3 separate regions of the Homo sapiens genome follow, and regions 2 and 3 are each linked to region 1. A link is a loop called in an ENCODE intact Hi-C map of the cell type or tissue named here. Cell type or tissue: Caco-2. All regions are shown on one strand.

What was found. Hi-C counts contacts between places; a loop is a spot of excess contacts. Peaks named below come from ENCODE experiments on the same cell type or tissue, not always from the same donor. Only the 100,000 strongest peaks of a DNase experiment are listed, where the experiment ranks them.
Region 2: it touches region 1 in a loop (3-fold over the local background); 9 of 110 quality-filtered maps call a loop at or near these places.
Region 3: a loop joins it to region 1, with 9 times the contacts of the local background. A loop is called at or near these places in 11 of 110 quality-filtered maps.

What each region holds. Positions count from the first base shown.
Region 1 is chr6:126,335,914-126,343,913 of GRCh38, forward strand. CENPW (centromere protein W) reads left to right here and starts at 4,202. Exons shown (of 3, transcript NM_001012507.4): 1 at 4,202-4,486. The coding sequence starts at 4,361. RefSeq lists enhancers at 4,092-4,361, 4,372-4,421. In Caco-2, no CTCF peak of the experiment used is centred here; a DNase peak (open chromatin) is centred at 4,168; H3K4me3 peaks cover 1,644 bases.
Region 2 is chr6:126,172,373-126,180,372 of GRCh38, forward strand. It overlaps a transcript of TRMT11 not described here. Among named protein-coding and RNA genes, the nearest start is that of CENPW, 160 kb to the right of the region's middle. In Caco-2, a CTCF peak has its summit at 4,113 (motif pointing right); no DNase peak of the experiment used is centred here.
Region 3 is chr6:126,029,156-126,037,155 of GRCh38, forward strand. The region is part of intron 12 of TRMT11 (tRNA methyltransferase 11); the gene reads left to right. Among named protein-coding and RNA genes, the nearest start is that of TRMT11, 47 kb to the left of the region's middle. In Caco-2, a CTCF peak has its summit at 4,677 (motif pointing right); DNase peaks (open chromatin) are centred at 4,656, 5,736 and 6,196.

The DNA of each region.
Region 1 (8,000 bases):
GCATGACTGGGTATGTATATGTATGTGTGTACATGAGCTTCTAGGCATATATATAGTTACATGTGTTTCTATGGTAAACAGAAGGTTTGTCTGATACTTGTCAGAGCAAAAACCTGAAAGAGGTGATGAAGCCACCTATGCAGATAAATGGGAAAAAAACATTCTTTTTTTCTTTTTTCATTTGAGACAAAATCTCACTCTGTTGCCCAGGCTGGAGTGTAGTGGTGCCATCTCAGTTCAGTGCAAGCTCTGCCTCCCGGGTTCAAGCAATTCTCTTGCCTCAGCCTCCCAAGTAGCTGGGATTACAGGTGTACGCCACCACACCCAGCTAATTTTTGTATTTTTAGTAGAGACAGGGTTTCACCATGTTGGCCAGGATGGTCTTGAACTCCTCACTGCAAGTGATCCGCCCACCTTGGCCTCCCAAAGTGCTGGATTACCGGCCTAAGCCACCCCGCCTGGCCAAAAAGCATTCTTAACAGAGGGAATAGTTAGTGCAAACACCTGATGGGTGTGTGAGTGTGTTGTGTTGCATGTACTTGAGGTCTGTCTGAAATATATTATCTTAGTCTGTTTGGGGTGATATAACAGAAATAACATAGATTGGGGGCTTATTGTCTAAGTTAATTTTCTCTTGCTATTACAGAATACTTAAAACTGGGTAATCTATAAGAAATGAACTTTATTTTTTTCAATTCTGGAGGCCAGGAAGTTAAAGGTGAAGGGGCTGCATCTGGTGAGGGCCTTCTTGCCAGTGGGGGCTTTCTGTAAATTCCTGAGATGGTGCATGGTATCACATGGTGAGGAGGCTGAGCATGCTAATGTGTTAGCTCAGGACCCTCTTCCTCATCTTATAAAGCCACAGTTCCCGTTCCCCTCCCATGATATCCCATTAATCCATTAACCCGTGGAGGGACTAAATATTCATAAGGACATAACCCTTGAGACCCAATCACCTCCTAAAGGTCTCACCTCTCAATACTGCCACATTGTGGATTAAGTTTCAGCGTGAGTTTTAAAGGGAACATTCAAACTATAGCACTTATAAACAACAGAAATTTGTTTTTCACAATTCTGAAGGATGGAAAGTCGGAGATCATGGTGCCAGCAAAGTCAGGTTCTGGTGAGGGCCCTCTTTCGGGGCCCATAGATGGTGTGCCTTCTAGCTATGTTCCCACCTGGTGGAAAAGGGAATGCAGCTCTCTGGGACCTCTTTTATAAGGACATTAATCCCATTTATGGGGACTCTGCACTCATGACATAATCATCTTCCAAAGCCCTTATCTCTTAATATCAGCACATTATGATTAGATTTCAACATATGAATTTTGGGGGGACAAAAACATCTGGACCATTGAAGATATTAAGGAGACTAACACGGTGGAGAGTGAGTTGCTCCATTGTAGAAGGTAAGTAAGTTAATTATGTATTTGTAAGTGCATGTGCATTTGTAGGGGGGCAGGTAAGGCCTCAGGTCATTATAGGGACTTTGTTTTTTGATTTTAAAGGAGAGAGGAAACAACTAGTGAGTCCTGAAATGACATAATCTGAATTAAATTTAGCTCTTCTGTTGAGAAAGAATAGAAACAGATTGAGACACTCTCAGGAGGATGTTGCAATAAGCCATGTGAATGATCGTGTCCAGGCCAAGTGTAGTAGCAGTGGAAGTGGTGAGATGTGATCAGATACTGCAAGGAGAACTGACAGGATTTGCTGAAAGATTGAATATGGGGTGAGATAAAGAGAGGCGCTAAGGCCGATTCCAAGATTTTGGCTTAAGTAATTGGAAGGTTGGAAGTGCTAGCACATAAGATAGGTAAGAGACTGGGAGAAACATGTTTGGGGAGCAAGGGCAGATCAAGCCCTAATTTTTGACATGGTGTTAGGATGACTTTTAGAATTCTAATCCATCAGAGAAATGGATATACATGCCTGAAGTTTAGGGGAGAATCAGCTGGAGATGTAAATTTGGTATTTAAAACCTTTATACTGGAGAAGATCACATGGGGTATGAATGTAGATAGAGGAGAAATCTCAGGATGTGGTTGTGGGGTACTCTAAAATTTAGAGATCAAAAAGAAAAGGAAGAACCAGAAAAGGAGACTGAGGTGCTATCAAGTACAAAGAAAAACAAAAGAGAATCATATCCAATTAAATATGTTGTTTTATGGAAGGAAAAATCATGAAACTCAACAAATACTTCTGGTTTGATGAATAAACTGAAGCCTGAAAATTGGCCATAGGATTTGCAACTATGATGCTATTGGTCACGTTGGCCAAAACAATTTTGGTGAAGAGATAGCTAGAAAAGTCTGATTGTACTGGATTTAACAGAGAATAAGCGAAGAGTATTTGGAGACACTGAATTTAGCCAACGGTTTCTAGTTTTGTTTTGTTCTGTAGAAGGACAACAGCAAAAGGTAGGATTAAGAGAGGGTTTTCAAAAGCCTGGAGATATTATAAGCTGTGTGGGTGCTGATGGAAAAAAATTGGCAAAGAAGGAAAATTCATGAAGCAGAGGAGCAAGGAGAATTGCTACAGAAATGTCCTTAAGAAAGGGGAAAGGGCTTGATCTCGGGCACAAGTGGAGTAGTTGGCATCTCATCCATGGGAGCAGGTGGAGACTGATGGATAGATGGGGTGGTGAAAGCATACAGAAAGTCTCCATGGATTTTTTTAAATTTTATTTTGTTGTTGAAGCAATGTCATCACTGGAGATTGAGAATGGGGTAGGTAAGAAATAGAAGGCATGACATAGCTATGTAAGAGAATGAGTAAATGAATGAATGGCTTTAGGAAATATCAAAGGATTGTAGCAGTACTTAGAGCCCACATGAGTGGTCATGAATTTGAATTGAGATCAGACATATACCTGTGAGTGTTGTTTTCTTATGCCAATATTAATACACAGATACAAGTGTTGAATAGATTGAGATTTTAACTTAAGCAGAGTTGGAATATTGCCAGGTTAGTGTGAGGATAAAAGAGAATGGCTATAAAGTTGTGGAGAAATACAGGGCAGTATTATGATGATCGATGCATAATGGACTACAGGAGGGAAGATAAGGCATAGAGTGGGGTGGCAGAGCTGGGGGGTGTGGTGAGAGGAACTGAAAAAGATAGGACAGTAGTCCCAGTAGCATCGAAGAATTGTTGGAGGGAGTAAATTCAAAAGATAGAAGATACGGTTGAAGAGAGACAACTAAATTGAAAGTGGCAGATCAAACCGAAGGTAAAGGTATTTAGTAATGACACCGCCTAGGGTATGACCACATGCATGAATAACTCAAGGGTGTAGAAGATGACTGGCAGAGAGGAGGTCTCAGAAATGGGAGGCCAGATAGTAGAAGGATCACTTGTGTGCGTGAGATCACAATAACATAATATTGAAATCTCAATAGAGATAGTATTAGAGATAATTATAATTAAAATCACAGCGGATCTCAAAGATTGGTCTGCAGACTAGCAAATGCCAATGTCCCTGACTTGTTAGAATTGCAAATTTTGAGTATCTCCTAGATCTAGTGAATGAGAAACTGGGAGCTGGGCCCTGCGAACAGTAGTTTAACAAGTCCCCCAGGTGATTTTGATGCACATTAAGGTTTGATAACTATTAATACTTCTATAATAGCACAGATAATAGAGAAATTAACAGCTTGAAGAAATAACAAAAAGTTCAGTGAGTTAGCATGAAACTATACCTGAAAGTTATTGCAAGGTTAAGTGAGAGGAACCTTAAAATTAAAGGGAGCAGCATTTGTAAAGAAAAGCTAGAATCATGAAAAGACCTAAGATAAGATCAAATGAAATTACGTAGAAGTGTAAAATTCTTAACTGTTAGTATCTGAAAATCATGCATTCCTTGCTAGGAAGGCATGGCATTAGTGCTGTCGGAATCCTGATAAAACATCACAAACTTCTGTTCGTTGGTATTAGGGACAGTATAGAGTGAGTGCTTGAAGAACTGCCTTGGCTTACCAATCTCTCTCTCCACAACTTCCAATCATCTCTAGGGAACCTAGCAGAAACACTTCCACAGAGCAAAAGTTATAATACAGAAAGTGATGAAAGGAGGACGCAGGCTCTCAATGACGTCAGGTATTCCCGGGACCCGCCCACCGTGGGCGTTTTCCACCTACAGGCAGGCGTCTCCGGGGGCGGGGCTTGCTCAGGGTTAACGTCACTACTGAGCGCCGGGCGCGTTCCGTTGGCGGCGGATTCGAACGTTCGGACTGAGGTTTTTCTGCCTGAAGAAGCGTCATACGGACCGGATTGTTTTCGCTGGCCCAGTGTCCCCGGAGCTTGTGTGCGATACAGAGAGCACCTCGGAAGCTGAGGCAGCTGGTACTTGACAGAGAGGATGGCGCTGTCGACCATAGTCTCCCAGAGGAAGCAGATAAAGCGGAAGGCTCCCCGTGGCTTTCTAAAGCGAGTCTTCAAGCGAAAGAAGCCTCAACTTCGTCTGGAGAAAAGTGGTGACTTATTGGTGAGATTCCATCCCTTCTCGGGCTGGGAATGGGGCACGGGAGAGGTAAGGGCAATAACCTTAAGCCTTTGTTTTTCCGCCCCGAGCCAATTTATAGCTCTTTCAGGCCCCTGTTTAAGGCAGTTCCAACAATGACAGGGAACGTATGCCCCACCCTGGCATGTCAGTTCATATTCCTGGCGCTCAGTTGTACCGGGCCGCGCCGAAAAGTAAATATCTGGATCTTTTTAAAGGGAGACTGTTAGTCACATGAGCTTAACGTACAGTTACTGCTTACAGTTTTAAATATTGCTGTTTAGGAACACAATCTGGCACCGTGATTAATGTACTTGCAAAGGGTATGAAAGAATCACCCTTTAAAAAATAGATTTTGGAATTCAGTCTGGGTCATTTTTATTTAGCTATTGTAAAAGGCATTGCTCACATGCCTTTTAAGGGCCTCCCTTCTTGCCTCCCTCCCTGTCTCCTCTTTCCTCCCTTGGCTCCCTCCGTCTCTCCTCTATTTACGCATTTAACCAAACATTGCCTTATTTCCTCTAGGTGAGGGTGCTTACTAAAGGACCCTGATGGGAAAGTTTATTTGTAGGAAGAGTCCTCTCAACTGTTAATTCATTTCGCTAGACAAGTAATAGAACACCTAGTCAGTTTTTAAGCTAGACTACTAAAGCCTGCTTATCTGACCCATAATACCTGAAGCATAATGTTCTCCTAATAAGAAGCCCCAATCAAACCACTGTATAATAATGTTTCTGTCTTGAAATAAATTCAGTTTGTGTGTTGAATACCTGGAACACATATTCCTCTGGCACAATGAACACTATTTCTCTAGGTTTAAACCACTGGAGGCATGTTCGGTAGCTTGTCCTTGGCTCTTTGAGTAAAGGAGCCATTATAAATGGACACATAATTTCCAGGAGATCAAGGTACAGAATTGTGGATAATAAGAGCATACTGCATGAATCATCCTAGCTGTTCTTAAACGACATTGGTTTTTCTACCTCCTCTTTACTCTTTTGCTTCCTGGACTTCTCCACTGCCACCCCATCTGTTGCTTCCTTTTCTAAACTACTATAGAATTATCGCCCCTTTCCCCTTATTTGGTCTCTGAAGCCAAAACACAACAAAAACACATTTTCCCCCAGAAAAGTATTACTTCTATCTTCTGCCCTTATTTTTGTTACTTTCTTAAATCTTGTAAGAAGAGGCAATACAGGCTGTCTTGTGCCCCGACCCCAATTAACTATCCCATGCTGGTGATAGAGGTGGCACAAATGAACGGAATTCAAATGAAATTCACTTGCAAAACATTTTTACGTAGTATATTATGGAGCTTTCACTGGGGCTTCTAAATGGAGGGAGAGGAAATGTACCTGATCAAAGATATCCAAGAGACCACTAGCTGGTGCAAATGGCTTAGTGGAAATTCCTCAGGTAGTCAGCATCCTCCCACATCTACCCCTTTCTTCCTCCAAAGAACCCATGGACAGAGGGGCTCCATAGTGCGGTGGGATCCAGGTGGCATGGGAAAGTGGGTGAGTTGAAATTTCAAGCGGTTGCATTGATGGGGTATAGAATGTTCTTTTGGTCAGTAGCTTTTCCCAGGTAGTATGCTCGTCGTGTTTGGCTTTCATTAAACAGTTCGCCTTCACTGTCTTGAATGTGGCATGGATTACCCTGGTTTCTTTATAGCTTTCTGCTCACCTTTGACACTTCATATCTTACCCAGTTCAATGAGTTAGCAAAAAGTTCAATGAATTAGCATTAAACTACACCTGAAAGTTATTGCAAGGTTAAGTGAGAGGAACCTTAAAATTAAAGGGAGCAGCATTTGTAAAGAAAAGCTAGAATCATGAAAAGACCTAAGGTAAGATCAAATGAAATTATGTAGAAGTGTAATTCACTTGCATCCCACATCATCCACAAAGTTTTCTATAGTTAAAGCAGTTTGTTTTGATCTGCTCTTTTTTCTGAACTTGGACAGCAGTAAGAGTATACATCATACAGTTGAGCTATTGGGACTCTTAACACTGTTGTCTAGGAGTTTTCATATGCTGATGTTTCCTAGTGTGGTATGCAGCTTCTTGAGGAGAATGAATATCTCCTTTTCTGTCTCCCATTATCTTTAACACAGAATTAATCTACTTTTATGCTGCCTTTTGTACATGGTATTTCTTCTGCTTGAAGATGTCTTCACTCTACTTGGCAACCTACAATTTTTTCAAAATCCAGTTCAAATGTTACTTCAGTGACGCTTTCCTTAATGTCCTTAGAAAGGATCAATCTTATCTTCTTCTCCATCATCTATTGTCACACATTTGCCTTTTTCTTTATGGGTTTGATTCTGCCACTAGTCTGGGAACTTGAATTTGGAAATTTTTGTATTCCTGGTGTTTTGCATAATAGCTTCAACATTCTGAGTCTACAATTAATTTTGGAAATGCATGACAACTATGTGGATTGATGTCATTTCTAGCATTTTATTTATAATTTCTTTGTGTTATTTTATTATTCTTCACTGGCTTTTTGTTATTTTGTTTGTTTTATGCCTTATTTGATTGTTTAGCCCCAGGGATGGTACTAGGGAGAGAGTTAACATCTGTTAAATGTAAAGGAATGCTGTGCAAATATCTGGGTGCTTATAGTTCATGTAAAATTCAAAAGTGCTATGACAAAGGGAGGAGAAAGTCAGACTGGCCCAGTCTTTCTGTCAACTGAGACTGTCAAGAAGTATTTCTTTATAAATTTTCTTTTGATTTCTTTTTCAAGCAAGCAGATTTTTAAAAGTAACTTATTGATGGAATAGCTTACCTTTTTCAAGTTAGAATGCCTAGCTAAATACCCTAAAACTAACTTTTGTTCTGACCATTTTAATATAAGCCTTAGCGCATTGGAGTAGTACCACTCAATTAACTGTTTTATGACATAAATGTAGGTTGCTTGAAAAAATTTTTGTGAGATTTGAAAAAGTAATACTAATTTGTCTCAGTATCTGTATTGGGGTTTGCTAGAGGGACAGAACTAATAGGATAGATGTATATATGAAGTGGAGTTTATTAAGGAGTATTGACCCACACAGTCACAAGGTGAAGTCCCACAATAGGCCATCTGCAAGCTGAGGAGCAAGGAAGCCAGTCCCAGTCCCAGTCCCCAAACCTCAAAAGTAGGGAAGCCGACAGTGCAGCCTTCAGTCTGTGGTCGAAGGCCCTAGGGCCACTGGCAAATTAGTGGTGTAAGTCTAAGAGTCCAAAAGCTGAAGAACTTGGAGTCTGATGTTCAAAGGCAGGAAGCATCCAGCACGGGAGAGAGATGAAGGCTGGAAGACTCAGCAAGTCAAGTACTTTCACATTCTTCTGCCTGCTTTATTCTAGCCATGCTGGCAGCTGATTAGATGGTGCCCACCCAGATTGAGGGTGGGTCTGCCCAGTCCACTGACTCCAATATTATTTTCCTTTGGCAGCACCACCTACACACACACCCAGGAACAATACTTTTCATCCTTCAGTCAAGTTGACAC
Region 2 (8,000 bases), 160 kb before region 1:
GCCATCTGTCTTTCCCATCATGTGGCAGAACCCCCATGCAGAATCTCTAGTCAAGGTTGGACCATGGCTGCATTTCATTACATCTGAAAAGAGTCCCCGGTAGTTATGTGATTTTTACCTCACAGATTGCTCAGAATCACATAAAGCCTCAACAAATATTTCCTCACAGATTTATTCTAGCCCTGGTCAAAAGTGTGAAGTAGGACATTTTCTTCAAGTGTATTTTTTTTTCTGTCTTATTGAAACACTTTCAATACTGTTAGCGTGACTTTGTGTCCCATCCGTCCAATATTTGCTGTACTCACAGCTGTTACCTCTGCAGGAAATCTTTGCAAACTAGAGTCTTCATTCTTTCATGGTTCTAGGCAGTAAGCTTAGAAGGGACAGTGGAGCTGTAACACTCACTGTTTCATAAGTTTTTAAACTTATGCTGTAAAAGTCTCTGATACATGCAAGATCAGAGAAAATGTAGAACAAAGGAGGCATATAGATGAGGTGAGGATACTGGGAAGATAATAAATTTGCACAGAAGGGAAGGGAGTTTATAAAATGTGGGAAGAGTCAGGAAAGGCTGGCAGGAGGTGAACCGGGGTGTAAGAAGGATGTGTACAATATGTAGGTAGAGAAGATATGTCATGAGGCCTCGCAATGCCCTCATTACCATTATGGTTAGGTAGTTGCCAACACATGTTTTCGGAGCACCTACTGTGTGCCAAACATTATTCTGGTGCTCAGGGTATGGCAGTAAATGAGCCTAGCAGAATTTCTGTCTTCAAGGAGCTAACATTCTATTCTAGTAAAAAAGTTCTCTTGCCCTTGCTAAGTTTGAAATGCCTGTTTATGGCAAAGGAGTAGAAATGGTAGATGCTTTATATAAAAATATATGATTTGTCTTGGCAAAGCATCCTTGAGGAGAGATTAGTACAGTGCAAAAAAGTATTGAGTAACATTCTCCCCGTTTCCACCTTTCTGTCAGGTCATAGATATAAATTACAATTCTGGCCCTCATTCACCCTCACATAGCTTTCTGGCATCCTTTCCCATTCTCTGAACATGAGAGGAATGAGAAGGTTATTTGGAAGGTCGCTGATCTTAGGAGTTGTCCTGCTACAGTTACCGGAGAATCTTGAATTTCATCTGAAAAGACTGCAAGGCAGTCGGGGCAAGCATGCTATGAGAAGTCAACTGGTAAGCAGACCCCAGAGATGAGAAGCATATGGGAAGCCAACCCCATGATTTGCTTCCTTAAAAAGTATGGGCTGTGGATGGATTTTAAATCCTACTCTAAATACAAGACTGGTGTTAGCGGTTGTTTGCAGGAAAACCAAAGGAACTTAGCATCCTTCAGTGTGTTACAGAGACTGTGTGGCCTCAAGCAGTGAAGTGAAGAATTCTTTTTGTCTTTTTCCTCATATGCCCAACCTGGAAACCAGCAGAATTTTTGATGGTGCATCTGGTTCCTGGTGTGCTGCAGAAGTGATTAGTGTGTCATGTCACTGTGGCCTCTTTCTCTGCCCCAGGAGAATGTCTGGGGAACAGAAGAGCAGAGTCCTGCCTGGGATCATGTGGGTGGGGGAGCTATTCCTTCTCAACAGATAGTGTGAGAAGCACTGATCCAAGGTCCTGGCTGCTCAAAGTGTGTTCCTAGGAGCTTGCTGGACATGCAGAATCTCAAGTTCCATCCCAGAACCTGATGTTTTTATTTGGAGCACTGGCCTTGGCAACACATGTTCCTTCCTCACCTTTCTGCAGCCTCTCACTCCCCACTGTCGCCCACTCCTCATAGGCTATCCTCAGGAATGGCATTGGTGGAGTGTTGGTGAAGGTGTAGCTGCAAGCATTCTGATCTTTATTTTACAAACTCTAAACCCAGAAGACTCCAAACCCAGAAAAGTCTAAGTCACAGAAAGCAAAGGAACAGTCTTATTTCAGACACATCTACAGTCTTTGCTGGTTAAATGTCAGGAAGCCCACAAAAAGCTGCCAGACATTTCAGGGTATGAATTTCGTATCTGTACTTCTTGACATCTGCTGGGCTACCATGCCCTTCAATTTACCAAAATATGGAAATTTCCTTATGGCATTCTACCCAAATAATGAGGAAAATGTTGATGCTTCTCTCAGCCTCAGGACCTTAAAGCCACACTGTTCCTAACCACGCTTGCCTATATGGCACTTAGCACTTTACACAAAAAACAAACAGAGGTGTTTATTCCCTGGCAGTTAATATAAATGCTTTCTGTTTTGTAAAATAGGAACAGTATTTGATTCCATTATCACAGATCTCTTGTGGACAAGTCAAAATTCTTCAATTAAGGTTATATCTAGTTAAAGGAATTTTTCTCTTTGGTCTACATCCCCACCCTGAATGTCCTTGCCTGTTAGTTCCTTGCAGGTGAAAGGTAAAAAACCTTTGCAACTTCATGCTATAATTGTGCCTTTGAATTTTCAGAGGAAAAGACAGTGAGAGAGCAAGAGCAGATTGAGAAGCAGAAGAGTGAGTCGCAAAAAGAGAAAATGACAGAAATGGAGCACCCTGGTGAGTCCCAACCACATCCATTCTTGATGATAACAACCAAAGCTCAGAAAATGATTTCTTACAGAATGTTGTATCAAAAGGAGCATATTGTATGTGCAAAGTTGCTGCAGCTTTCCTAAGTTGGCTTCAAACTATCCAACTATGATGTTAACATATTACCTTCAGCCAGTATGATACACATATTGGAATGTTTTGTATCATTGACTACTTTTCCTGTGTCTGTCCACTCTACTGTTTCAAACCCCTGGTACTGGGACAGTGATTGAACCCAGGTATTCTTGTCAATAATAGTTGGAGGGGCTTAGCAATAGATCAAGGTATAGAAGAATTAAACCTGCTATAGCTTGATCTACTTTGAGATTAGAGTGTACAGGGTCCTCTCCAACCTGACACACTTGGCCCTTTTCTGACATAGGTTTAGTAAGTTTTGTGTGCATTTGTAGATATTTTTTCATTCCTAGGGGTTTGGCTTCATTGAGATGTGAGTTGTGGAGCCAAAATACCAGAGAGGCTGACTGTTTTTGTAGCAAGAGTTAGTTTATTTTGTGGTTGGGTTTGAAAAAGAAAAAGCTAAAAACTGCCCTCAAATATCTGATTTAGCTGATTGCTAGGTTATCTAAATCAACTTGAAAACTTTGGATAAGCATTATTCAAACACTAAAGGCAACAAAAGTCTATTTCATTATGTTTGCTCTGATACCTAGCTTCCCGGCTGACTTCTTTTCCAGTTCCTTTCATCCTTTCACAAACCTGAGGAATGAACATACAGAAAAGGCATTTTACTTAGTTACTATTAGAAAGCATGAATATCATCAACTCATATATCTTTATTCAGTTTAGTACTCTGCAGACATCCTTGTTGGATATTTTATTCTGGGATTGTTAGAACTAAAGTTAGCCTTAATGACTTAAAGCAATGATTTTCATAAATTTCTCCTGAAATGATGTTTTGGTACAAAATGCCCTGAAAATGATTTAACTATAGATAACACTGAGAATTTTACTTACTGCTGCTCATCAGAAAGACACCCTGGGTCTCCTTTCCCTCTCTCCACCCCTTATCCCCTTTCTCAGAGATTAATTGAGGAAACATTTAAAAAAGTTTTCAGTTTTGGTTAGGAAATAACATCATTAAGCAAGTTTTGCTGGGTGATGTGTAATCACTGAAACGCCAATTTGTTCAGGAAGCAGGAATTAACACCTTTGCTCTAGTGAAAAAGAAATTGGTACAAGACTTTAAGGAAGTCAAAATGATGAAGTTTGGATTAAGCTCTTAGCAGGAAAGGCAAAGGCCACAGTGAAAGCAATCCTGAGCTGGCCAGCCCTGTAAACAACTGCTAGCCCCTGGTTAAGTGTCTTTTTCTTTTGACATAGAGAAGTTAAAATATAGTGCAATTTAATATAGTCAGCACACTTCACCCTAAAATCCAATCAATTTATTAAAGAAAAAAAGGTCCATTCAACCCAGCCATTATACATGACTCTATAGTTCTTGGAAATAACTATAGTCAGCTCTGGAAACAGAAAACTAATCCAACTGACCACTTGAGGGAGGTGGTGGGTTATCTTGTCTAGAAAAAGGACCTCAGTTCCTTCTTTGTAGTGTGCAATTTTAAGAACTTTGAATACCTCCTGTGACCTATGGGTAAAATGAGATCACAGGAACCCAGACAATGGCCTTTTCTCCACTTGGATCTATAATCTAATTTTCCTATAAAGTAAGGGGAATAAAATAGATTTACAGAACACTTGTGATGGTCTAGCTGATGGATCACTTTAAAAAGAGAGAAAGAGGCAAAGTATGGGTAGTTTATTTTCACAAATCAGTTTTAGTTTTTTTCTATGAAATTAATGAACAAGAAGCCCATTAAAATGATTGTTACAATTCTTCTTTTTAATTGTTTACTCTATTAAGGTGACAATACTTGACAGCTTGATATATGAACAGTGTTCACTTGCCCAACATAAACATCAATTATAACATGAAAATGCGATGGTCCTTCAACCCTTCATTCACTCATCCAGGTTAAATGCAGAATTTGGAAAGAAACCAAAATTAAAGTTAATTTTACCTAGACTTCAACAGATGTTTTTTAACAAGAAAAAAAAAAACAAAGAAATTGTGGCTGAAGAAAAGTTAGCTGAGATGAAGAGTAAAATGGGTCATGTAGGAACAAAGTCATTGTATTTCATCAGAGTCAAGAAAATTATTAATTATTGAAATGGGAAATCAAATCATTAAAGTATGAATACCATTGGCTCTCTGATTTCTTCTTTCCCAGGTATCATAAAATATGCTTGAACTTGGGTTAATTCCTCTTGGACTGAATTGTAGTGCCATAAACCAAGCTTTTCAAAAAGATTGGATGCAAAACTATTATGGCAACAGGAATTTTTATCAACATAAAGCAGGATTTAATGCAGGTATATAGTATATAGAGTCAAAAAGGATTATAAGATTTATAATGAAAAACAGCAGTACTCTACTTCTCCATTTGCTATCCCCAACTCTCGATGTGCAGATACCAATTTCAACTTGTTTAGCTATTTCTTCTGGCATCTAATTCCAAATGGCTAAATAACATGTTTATACTAATTTCTTATATATGTGCAATAAAGCTTTAGGTATTTTCTATTGCTTCCTCTTATTGGAGAAAAGAATCCAGCCCTATCAACTCTCCCCACACCACTTAATATATACTTCCCATTTCCTCAGCCTCTAAATGCTGGTAAATTACCATTTTTGGTTTAACCTCTATTCTGTGTTTGCTTTATTATGACTACATAAATACTATACACAGCTGAGCTCAGAAGGGTGCTCTGACCTTTTTTTTCAACTCTTTGCTTTCCTAAATGAAAAATTGCACGATTTTTTCATTAGCTGATTTTTATATTTCTACTACTGATTCATCCCCCAAATCCAAGGTATACAGCCTCTCTCAATGCAAATATAATAAGTGATCCATCAGTTTCATTTTTTTCAAAGTATCCATCCCCTTTCCCTTAAGCCCTCTGGCTGCCTCCTCCCACAACTGGTTGTTCCCTGTGCCTACTGCAAGCTCTGGTCCAGGGTCTTCCCCTTACTATCAAACTGGGGATTCTCTTTAACCCTTTCCATTGTTATATTTTAAAATTTCAAGAGCGATCTTATGTTTTCAGAATACTCTATGTTAAAAAATACATAACATTATTTTCTTATTTCATCAGATGGAATAGTGCTTTTATTTAGCTTTCTAAATTTATTTATTATAGTTTCTTTAAAGTTTTTATGGTAGGCACTGGATGCAACACTCAGATCACCCTTCAAGGAAAGAGTTGTTGCCCAAGATCACCTTCCCTTTTTGAGGTAGCCACACCCAAAGACTGTTCCATGTGAGCTATGAGTGCTTGGCCATCTTGGCCCAATGTGGGAGAGTTCTGAAGGGCTGTTCTAGCCCCAGACACTGAGGCTGAGGCTGTCATGGGACTGGCCTTGCAGCTTGCCTTCTTTGTTAGCCCACCCCTGCTTTTGTCCCCTCCAAAGTGACTCCCTAATAAATATCTTGCATGCTCAAGCCCATTTCAGAGTCTACCTCCCAGGGAAACATAGCTGTGACTATATTCTTCTTCATACAATATATCTGTCTCTTCTAAGTTACTTTTATTCTGTTTATGCATTGTAGACTCTGACTTCTATGCTAGATACTTTCTGTTCTGCCTTATGTGAAAGACAAGTTGATTGAAATCCTAAGTATGTATAGCGCATGTTTCCTTAGGGTCACCATGTAGAAAAACTGAGAAAACCAGCTGTTTATTTGGTGTCTAGGTCTTTTTTCTTGACCCCAGACAGTTTCATCTTTTCTCCTGCTTGGGGAGCATAAACCTGGCTAGCAGCTTTCTGGGATCTAGTCAGGGAAGCGGTTGGGAGTTACATTATCAGTGTAAACATTTTAATTTAATAGTCTAGGTTTTTAGTCTGGAATTTCAGCCCCAATTTCAATTCTGCCCGAAAAACATACTAAACTTCTCTGTTTAGAATTCTTTAGATAATTCTCTTTATTCTTATTGTCTATCAGGGTATATAGGAGGGGTAATTTTAGGATATCTGAAATTGGGAAGTGATTGGAGGAATCTAATTTTTCCTTAAACAAAATTTCAACCAATTACTTCAAAATTAAAGTTATCAGCTCCCCCACCCACCTGCCTCCACTGTGCCTTCAGAGGTATACTATACCTCCCAAACTTGGTCCTTTCTAGGGCTCTGCAGAAGAAATTGTGTCACTTCTTGTGGACCTTCTTCCTTCCTGTGAACGCTTGAGGCTCTCTGCTTTCAATTAAGTGAATTACTGCTTATCTATTCACTCTTCATCTTTCAAGATTTTGTCAATATTGCTCCTCTGCTGTGGTCCCTGCTTCCATTCTCTTTATCTATGTGGGTTCAGATCTTTAAAAATTTCTGTATTGTTATTTAAGTAGAGTTGGAAAGAGCATAGTTATATATACATGCTCTGATTGAACTTGTTTGAACCCATCAGAGTACTCTTACTGTACCAAATCAGCAGCATGTGACAGTGTTGATCCTGTCCTCTTTTTAGAAACATTCCTCACTTGGCTTCCAGGATATCACACTGAACAAAGTTTTTTTTCTACTTTTCTGACTGTTCATTCCCATTGTTTAATCTTTCATTTCCCCAAAGATTAACTTGTCATGAAAAAATCAAAATATGGCATTTCTACCAAATAATATTAACTAAAGTGCAAGAGCAGATAGGATGACAAAACTGAAAGACTACATGTCAGGTTTCACATATAGCGAAGAATAACTATAAGACAGCTCACAAATGAGAGTGAAGTATATACTTTTCAAAGATATTCACTTAGCACTCAAGCAAGTAAAATGATTTTAAACTTTTTCTGTTTTCTGAAATATTGTTATAAGGTTCAAACACCTAAAAAATATGAACACATTTTAACTTACCTCTAATAATTAGGGAAGAAAATTTAAAAACACACAAACTAAATTCATGCTTATTGAATTTTTTTCAATTATAGATTATATCCAACTCTGTCAAACCAGTTTCTATATAAGAAAGGAGAAAAACCTATTTGTAAACTATAATAAATCAATATGCCTGAATCAAATTTCCTTTGTTAGAATAGAATATGCTACGTGATAAAGGACTGAAAAAATAGTTTGGAATGAAAGAAATTGGAAAAAAGATATAACTTTATAGACAAAACTTCAATCATTGTATTTTTTGATCATTGACTCGTGAGGTTATATTTTCAGAAATATTTTATTTGGTCATCTTAGATGATCTACAAAGATTACCTATTGTGAATATGTATTATAATTTTTTAAAAATATACCTGAGTATATTTTATGCCATTCAAATCAGAATTTGTACCAGAGAGCTAAATATTCTGTATAAGTGATAAATACCTTGTCCAAGCCATAGTAATTATTGCCATTAGCCAAGTG
Region 3 (8,000 bases), 310 kb before region 1:
AGTTATCTTTCTGGTGTTATTCAAATTCACATGTAAACTTATGTCCTCTTTCCACTTTATGATCTTCTAAGAATCTAACTCTGAGATTTTTAATGCGTATTTTTTACATAAGACATAAATGTACACTTTAGTAATTATAAAGTGAACATCCATGTACCTGCCACCAAGGTCAAGGTTATAGAGTAATGCAGCACTCCAGAAGATCCCCCCTTTTGTGGCCATTGTTGATCATAAATACCTCCCCCTGCAATGTAACCACTATTCTGACTGTTACGGTAATCATAATCATTGTCTTGCTTTTCTTTTGTAATATTACCACTATTGAATTCATCCCTAAGCAATATAGGTTTGCCTGGTTTTGATCTTTGTATAAATGCATACTCATTTTTATTAATTATCCTTTTAATGGATTATGGAAATTTAAAAAACTCACCTAGGAGAGGAATAGTCTCTACATTAAAGTGAGAGCATATATATGTGCATGCCTGCACATGTTTTGGTCTGCTACTCATTTATTGCTACTCAAGAAGGTGTTAAACAAGATTTTTAGTTTTAATGAAATATTAGATACAGTAACTAACAAGTCATTAAATGTTTAGTGTGTTGACTTTGTATTCTTTTATCATTTAAGATAAAGTTTTGACTTTTATAAAGTACAGATTCTAGTAGATAGCATATAGAAAGTGTTAATACTTCTATGTTGTCATGATAAGGACTAATATCCCCAATGTTTTTTTTATAAGTATTAAGAAATTACATGTTGAGTGCCAGATGTCAAAGTTTAATCATTGTCACTCATTTTGAGCACTCTAGATATGAAGATTTTAATACGTATTAAAATACTTTCATAGATTTTAGGTAACTTACTATCATGTAGTGAAATTTTTAAAAAGTATAGATTATATGTAAATACCTAATTCAAGGATGAAGATTTCCAATGGTACCTTGTTCTCATTAAGAATAATGCTAGAGGTTTCTCTTAATAGTATTGGATGCCAGACTTTTGACCTGCTTGTCCTTGGTTTGGAAATGGCCTGGTGCTGTTTATAGTTGTATAACTTTAGCACAAGTGGTTTCTATAGCTACTGTCCAGTACCAGATGTAGAACAGTGGGAAGCTTTGATAAGGAGAGCAGGATTTTTAAACAAAAGCTGGACATGGGTAATTACCCTGAAGCTGAACTGAGCCCCGTTATATTCAGCACTGTCATTTACATTTCATTTCACTCTCTGCTGATTAAAAGAAAATAAACCGACCCATTGTTTTTCTCTTCCATCTCTTTGCCTTCTTCCTCACACCTTACTTAAGAATGTATATCATAGCTTTAATCGGTTCCATGAATCTAAAAAGTTTTTCCCCACAAAATTGGATGAACACTTCTAGTTTGGTGGCTTTCACTATGGTGACAGCATCACTGGTTTTCACTTATCATAGAATAAATTTCATAAGCCATTTGTATTCAAGCGTTTGCAATGAAGCTGCTGTTTTGTATAAACTACTGTCACTTTGAGACTATAAATGACTTAAGGTTAATACTAGGGAGGTAGAAGAAATCATTATATCATTATCAGGAACTGTCAGTGAGTAAAAGGACAGCTTAAACCTGACCTACAATTAAAATAGAAGCCATTTGGTTTTCTGCTGAATGACTATAGAGCTCTGCAACTTCATCCTCTAGAAAGTGGAAATATCTTATTTTTAAAGAATAGTGATTTTATAAATTGATGACCATTGTTAGATATTTTCACTGAAGTTTCAGGAATTCTATTAAATTAACTCTTGGCAATGAAGGGACACCAGGAGAGAATTTTGACTTGATCATTATATTGATAGGGAGCGGTGCAGGAGATGAGACTTTACAGTGAAGCGAGTAGGAGCCAGTTTGTAGTAGAGGATGGGCATGGTGGTTGGGGCAAGGAGGTTGAGGAAATTCATATCTGATAACTGCTGTTTGCTCTGTAAAGAAGGATGCAAGTTTTTTTGTTTTTGTTTTTGCTGAGTAAATAAGCAGATACTAAATGTAAGAATTGAGGACAGGTGAACTTTTAGAAAAGGTACTATGAGAAATAGGAAAAAAAGCCATTTGCTTAACAATTTTTACATTCATATACTTTTCCTATTTTTGTATACTTTATTTCTCTTACTTAATTACCTGTTCCTTGAGAGGAAGGCCATAGTTTTCATCACGCAACATGTGTTTATGGGACCATTCGTGTCAGGTGTTGGGGCTGAACAGACTAAGGCTTCTTATCCTTAGAAAACTTGCACATCAGGAGAAATGGCCACTCAAACCATATTCCAACATAGCATCTTGTGTTCTGTAGTGATCTGTGAGAGGTGTTGTGTGAACATAGGAAAGCACCTACCTAAGGAGATGGTGCTTGAGGCAAAAGAGATGGGGAATTTGGTTGGAAAGCCAAAAATTTAAGCAAGATACAGAAGCATGAGAGGCATTGTGGTATATGTGGGGAACCCTGGACTTCAGTGTAGCTGGAAATACTGAGCAGTGGGGGAGGATCAGCTGGAGATGACCTGGAAGACTAAAGAGAGGGAAGCCCAGTGTTGAGGGACCTTACCTACTGAACAGTTTCAAGTTTATCCTGTTGGTAAAAGGGCAAGCCCATAGGGATGTTTGGAGAGTGGCAGAAGCTCTGTGTTCTGTGAAGGTCCTCCTAGCTTCACTGTGTTAGTGAATTTGAGCTGTGGAAAGTTAGCTGTGATACTACTGAGGGGGCTCCTGGAATAGTCAGGCAAAGATGGTGAGGCTATAAACCAAGGAAGCTAGAATAGAGATTGTAGGGGACTTGTTGGAATTGAGAATTTTGCGGGGAGGTAGATATGGCAGGACTCGGTGACTAATTGGATAATTGGGGTGAGGGAGATGAGCTAAGGGTGATGTTTCAGAAATCTGGCTTGGGACAACTGAGCGGATGATTGTTTTCTTGTATATGTTTTTATTCCCCATCCCTACTCCCAGGACCATGGGGCAGTACTGCTTTCTTAGGCTGCTGTAATAATCTTCTACTGATTTCTCTGCTTCTGCAGTTTCTCCCTCCATTCCATGCCCTACATGGTGGCCAGAGTATCTTTCAGAATATAAATAGATAAGGAAACTCCTCTGCTTAAATCTCATCAATGGCTTTCTGCGGAATTTAGAATAAAATTCAGAATCCTTTACATAACCTTTATGTCAGCCTGATCTACTTCTGGCCTGTCCAGTCTCATCTTGTGCCACCTTCCCTTTTGCTTACCAGTTGTTATCCACCCTGGCCGTAGTCTTTCAGGTCCCAGAATGGATTTACCTCCTTTTAGTCTCAGAGTCTTCTCACACGCACTGTGTTTCCTCTTCCTAGAATGTTTTCTTCCCCTCTTTTCATATGAGTAAATTTAATTCATCCTTTAGGTCTCAGATAAATGTCACTTCCTGAGAGAAGCCTTTCTTGTCCTTTCCCTTCACCGCTTCTGGATAGGTGTTTCCTTCTATTCTTCCCATATTCTTTTCTTGCCAGTGTTTAATCACAGTTTGTAAGTATATGTCTGGATGTACATTGTTTAATGTCTGTCTCTCCCACCACTGTACGTACAAGCTCTGTGAATTCACGGAACTTGACTCTTTTGCTCACAATGCAATAAATATTTATGGAAAGAATACTGACTTTTAAGTGATTACTCTAGGCTGTTCTAGAATAAAAACAATCACATCAGTGGTATTTAAATCATCCATTTAAAGGAAGAGTAGGAACAGATAGTTATGGTAGCCAAAAGTTTTCTGTTTGAAAATACATTGAATTTTATCATTACCCTGATACTACTCTTCAAAAATCAGTGGGACAAAAACATTTTAATCCTATGATCCCTAGGCCTCATTTCTCATGAGAAGCAAACCAATAAAGCAGCTGAATTGACGTATTGTGGAAAATTATAACACCTTCCCTTTATTTAAGAAGGAGGTGATAAAAGAGAATAGCAAATACTGGGAGAAGGCAGTAATTAGGAGGATCGTTTTATCTAAGTGGAATTCTCAATGAAGAATCTTTCGTATGTTGGAAGTCTGAGCAGTTTATGATGGTCAGTTTGAGAAACTTTTTTTATATATGTATTCTCACAGTATAATCCAGAGGGTCATGAGTTGTGTTTAAAGCAGCAGTTTCAAATGTGACTACAGAACATACAGCTTGATTTATTTTCTTGAGAATGAATTCCCCATTAGATTAAAATTTATTATAAGTGGCTGAAATCGCTTTAGCATCTTTTTGGGTTCTTTTTAATGCTGTATTTTTGATATATAGTTGTAAACATAGATTGACTTGAATAAGGTCACGTTTATATACCTTTCTTTCTTGTTCTAGAGAGTAGTTTGGAATTTTAGGTCGGACACTGAGACAGTGTTACACGTTAGAATCGCTGAGGTGAATATGTAGTTGTCTATTTCTCCATCATTATTTAAAAATGAAATGGTGTGAATAAATGCTAACATTCCCTGAGGAAAAGGCCAGCCTGGTCATGTTGGGACTGTGGGACTCTCGATGTTTACAGCAATCCGGGACTCACAAACAGCTATCAAAACGGTGCTCCTGGCAGATGCATGGTCTGCTGTGCTGTAAGCTATTTCAGTTCACATCAGGAAGTACTCTAAAGAAGGATTGCTATGCTCCAGCCAGCAGAGGGTAGTGTACACATGAAAGTTAACTACCAATTTGTAAGCCTTCCTTTGGTTTCTTTGGCAAGTGTGTTAAAATTCCTCGAGTGGTTTATGTTTAGAATTAGCAGTACTGATAGGACAGGAAATTGGCTGGGTGGGACAGTGGTTAAAGGAGTCCTGCCTAAAACTTTAGATCTGAAATATGTGCTACCATAATGTTGCTGTTCAGTGAGGAATGTCCTCTAAATGTCAAACTCTATTTTGAATGACCCACTAATCCACCATGTGGGAAATTAACTCTTTAGCCATTGTTTTGATGTAATTTCTACTAAAAAAAAAAGAGAATCACAATGGGAAAAACATGAGTTTTGAAGTCTGATTTAGGCTACAATTCTGGCAATGCTACTTACCAGCTGTGTGATTTGTGGTAGATTATTTAAACTCTTTAGCCCCCTTGTGTCCCTATCTGTAAAATTTAGATGATACTTTTCTGCAAAAAGATACGGAAAATTAAATAATTATGTAATAACACATAGTTTGGTAGGAAATATATCTTCCTTTCTTGAATCATAACTTGTGTATTTCTTATAATGTTTACAATTGCTGATTGTCTTAAAAGGATAAATGATAGGGCTGAATGCTGTATGTCTTCCTTATGTAGCCATTTATGGCTAGCACAAATTTACCTACAGAAACTCTTCTGATTATAAAAAATGATAATAGTATAGTCAATAGTCTTAATATTTTATTCATATCGTCTTAATTACTATCAATGGTTAAGAAATTTGGAAATTGTAGTCTTTTTATCACCATAGTCTTCTCTCTTGCCATTTCCTAATTCTTGTGTGTTTTTATTTTTCCATCAAATAGGTTTTGCTTACTAAACTTTGGCAGAACTCGGGTTTTATGATACGTAGGTGATATCACAATGAATAGTGGTAGACAGATTTAGAAATGTTAGCGAAACCAAAAGTCAAACACTGGGATGAGCTTGAGTTAATGGGGAGATCAAAGATTGTGTTTGCTGAGGATACTCTTCTCCTTTTAAGTAAGCACTTTGGCCTTTGAGATACTGTGCTGAAAAAAAAACAACTTGCAGATATTCCTGGTTGAGACGCGCAGGGAATGTGAATAGAGAAGAGTCATGAAAAGGTGATGAAAAATATGTAGAGTTGAATATCATCGTCTCAGATGTAAGCCCTGGCAAACTAAACCAAAGATAGGATGAAAGAGAGGTAGAGAGAAAAGAGAAAACAAAAAATGAGTTTGCCATTTTTTTTTAGCATTAAGGTAATAAAAGTTCTGAATGCTGCATAGAGTATAGTATATTTCGTATGGTCTGGGTATATTTTAAATGTGTATTGTTCATAGATATGTGGTATTTATATGTATGATTATATGTGATATGTGTTGGACCATAGACATACTGAGTGTTTCGTGAGAAATATTTTATGAACTATGGTCTTTCCACTTAAGTGAAAATAGTAGCCAAAGTCCTTGGAATGTCTTACTCGAAGCAGGACTTGTGCTGCTAGATAATAGACTGGCGCCTGCCAGATCTCTGGCTGTGTAAGGGATTTGGAGCTTTTGGGTTTTCCAGAGTTTCTGTTATAAATGATAGATGTTGTGTTTTGCAATCAGGAGTCATTTGGTCTTCTAGAAAGGGGACATTTTAGCACAGAACCCAAACATACACTTCACACTGATTCTGCTCTACTACCTGGGAAATAAGAAAATAGCATTTTCTCCCCAGGAGTTGCATTTCTAAGGTTAATGATCTTTCCCACCTTCTCCAGTAGCATGTATGTCTTTGCCACCGTGTCCCCATAGCACTGAATAGAACACATGGTCGGTTAAGGGCTTATTTTGCCTTTATTCTGAGAGGTCTAAACTATTACAGAAAAGAATGTCTTAAGTAGTGAGTGTTTTCTCAATAATCGTTAGCATACATTTTAATCATTACTTTTGGATTTTTCAGGCTTTTGCTGTTCATTCCCAGTCTCTGACTCTAATCTTTATATTCTCTGATTTTATTACCAATAGTTGCCCTATTTCTATCCCTCTGGTCAAAGATAAACTATTTTATTAATCCCTTCCTTTGGTCCGTAGAGGAAGCCCATCTTCCATTGTGCTTTGGGCTTTGTCTTCTGCCTCCCTCTTGTGAGCTGCATAACCACAGCTTAGGTCAGCTAGGCACGCTAGTAATTGAGCCTGGGTCAGCTTGCTGGAATCACATTTCTGTCCTACCTTAGCCTCCTTACTACTGCAGTTCTAGAATATTCCATGAAGTAATCCACAGGCAGTTTGAGGGGGAGGTGATCTTGCATGGCCTAGAGGGGCCATGAGGAGAATAGTGGACATGAGGGCAGAGCTAGAATACCTGACTGCATTCTGATTCCCCTTGTACAGAGGAAAGTGAGATGTCATTCTGCAAAGTGATAGGTAATTGAATGTAAGCCCCAGATATCAAGGGAAAGCCTGAGAATTATGGACAATTTGAACTTATTTAGATTTTAGCCAAGCGGTTGGCATATTAAATTTGCATTTTAATAAATTAGGTTTGGTCTCAGTATGGAGAATACACTAGGGAAGGAAACACTGGAGGCAGGGCAGCTGGCCATTTACGGAAAAGAGGCGGGGATGAGGGAGGCCTAGATTAAATGTTGGAGTTATGAGTGGAGAGAAGTGGATTTGAGATGTTTAGGATATACGAGTTAAGATTTTAGGACTGACCAAATCTGAGAAGAGGGATTTGACGCAGGTTTCTGATTTTGATGACTGGATGGGGAACAATGCCAAGAATTGTGAGGATCAACATGGTAGCTGAAAAGATGACAGCATCTGGACATAGCTTTAAAATAAAAACCGAAGAAAAACATTCTGCCAGGATTAAGCTAACACAGCTTAGGAAGTGATCAAGTTTTCTAGTGATCTTACTGACATAAGGACAGAATTTCGAATACCTGGAGGAGTAGTTGATGGACTTCAGTCAGACTTTTGATGAAAGTTGAAGTAGTTGACGTTAAATGGTGGAACATTGTTCTGTGTTGCCGTTATCCTGGCACAGTCCTGATATGTGGACCAGACTTGAGTCTACCTGTGGAGTCATCTGTTCTTTCAGGGTTTTGTTATCCTTCAGCTTCCCTGTGGCTCTTACACCTCCTCTTGATATGAAAAGTCTGTGCCATTGAAATATATCCTTAGTTAATAGGCCTTCATTAGTAAGACCTCTCATCCAGTTCTACTTCTTTCTTGGTGGGCTCCTCAGCTGTCATGGCCTTAGTCCATCACCTATATTCTCAGAGCTCCTCCTGCTTCTTGAGTTGGGGAAGAAGATAGCTCTTTTGGAGAAAACCTC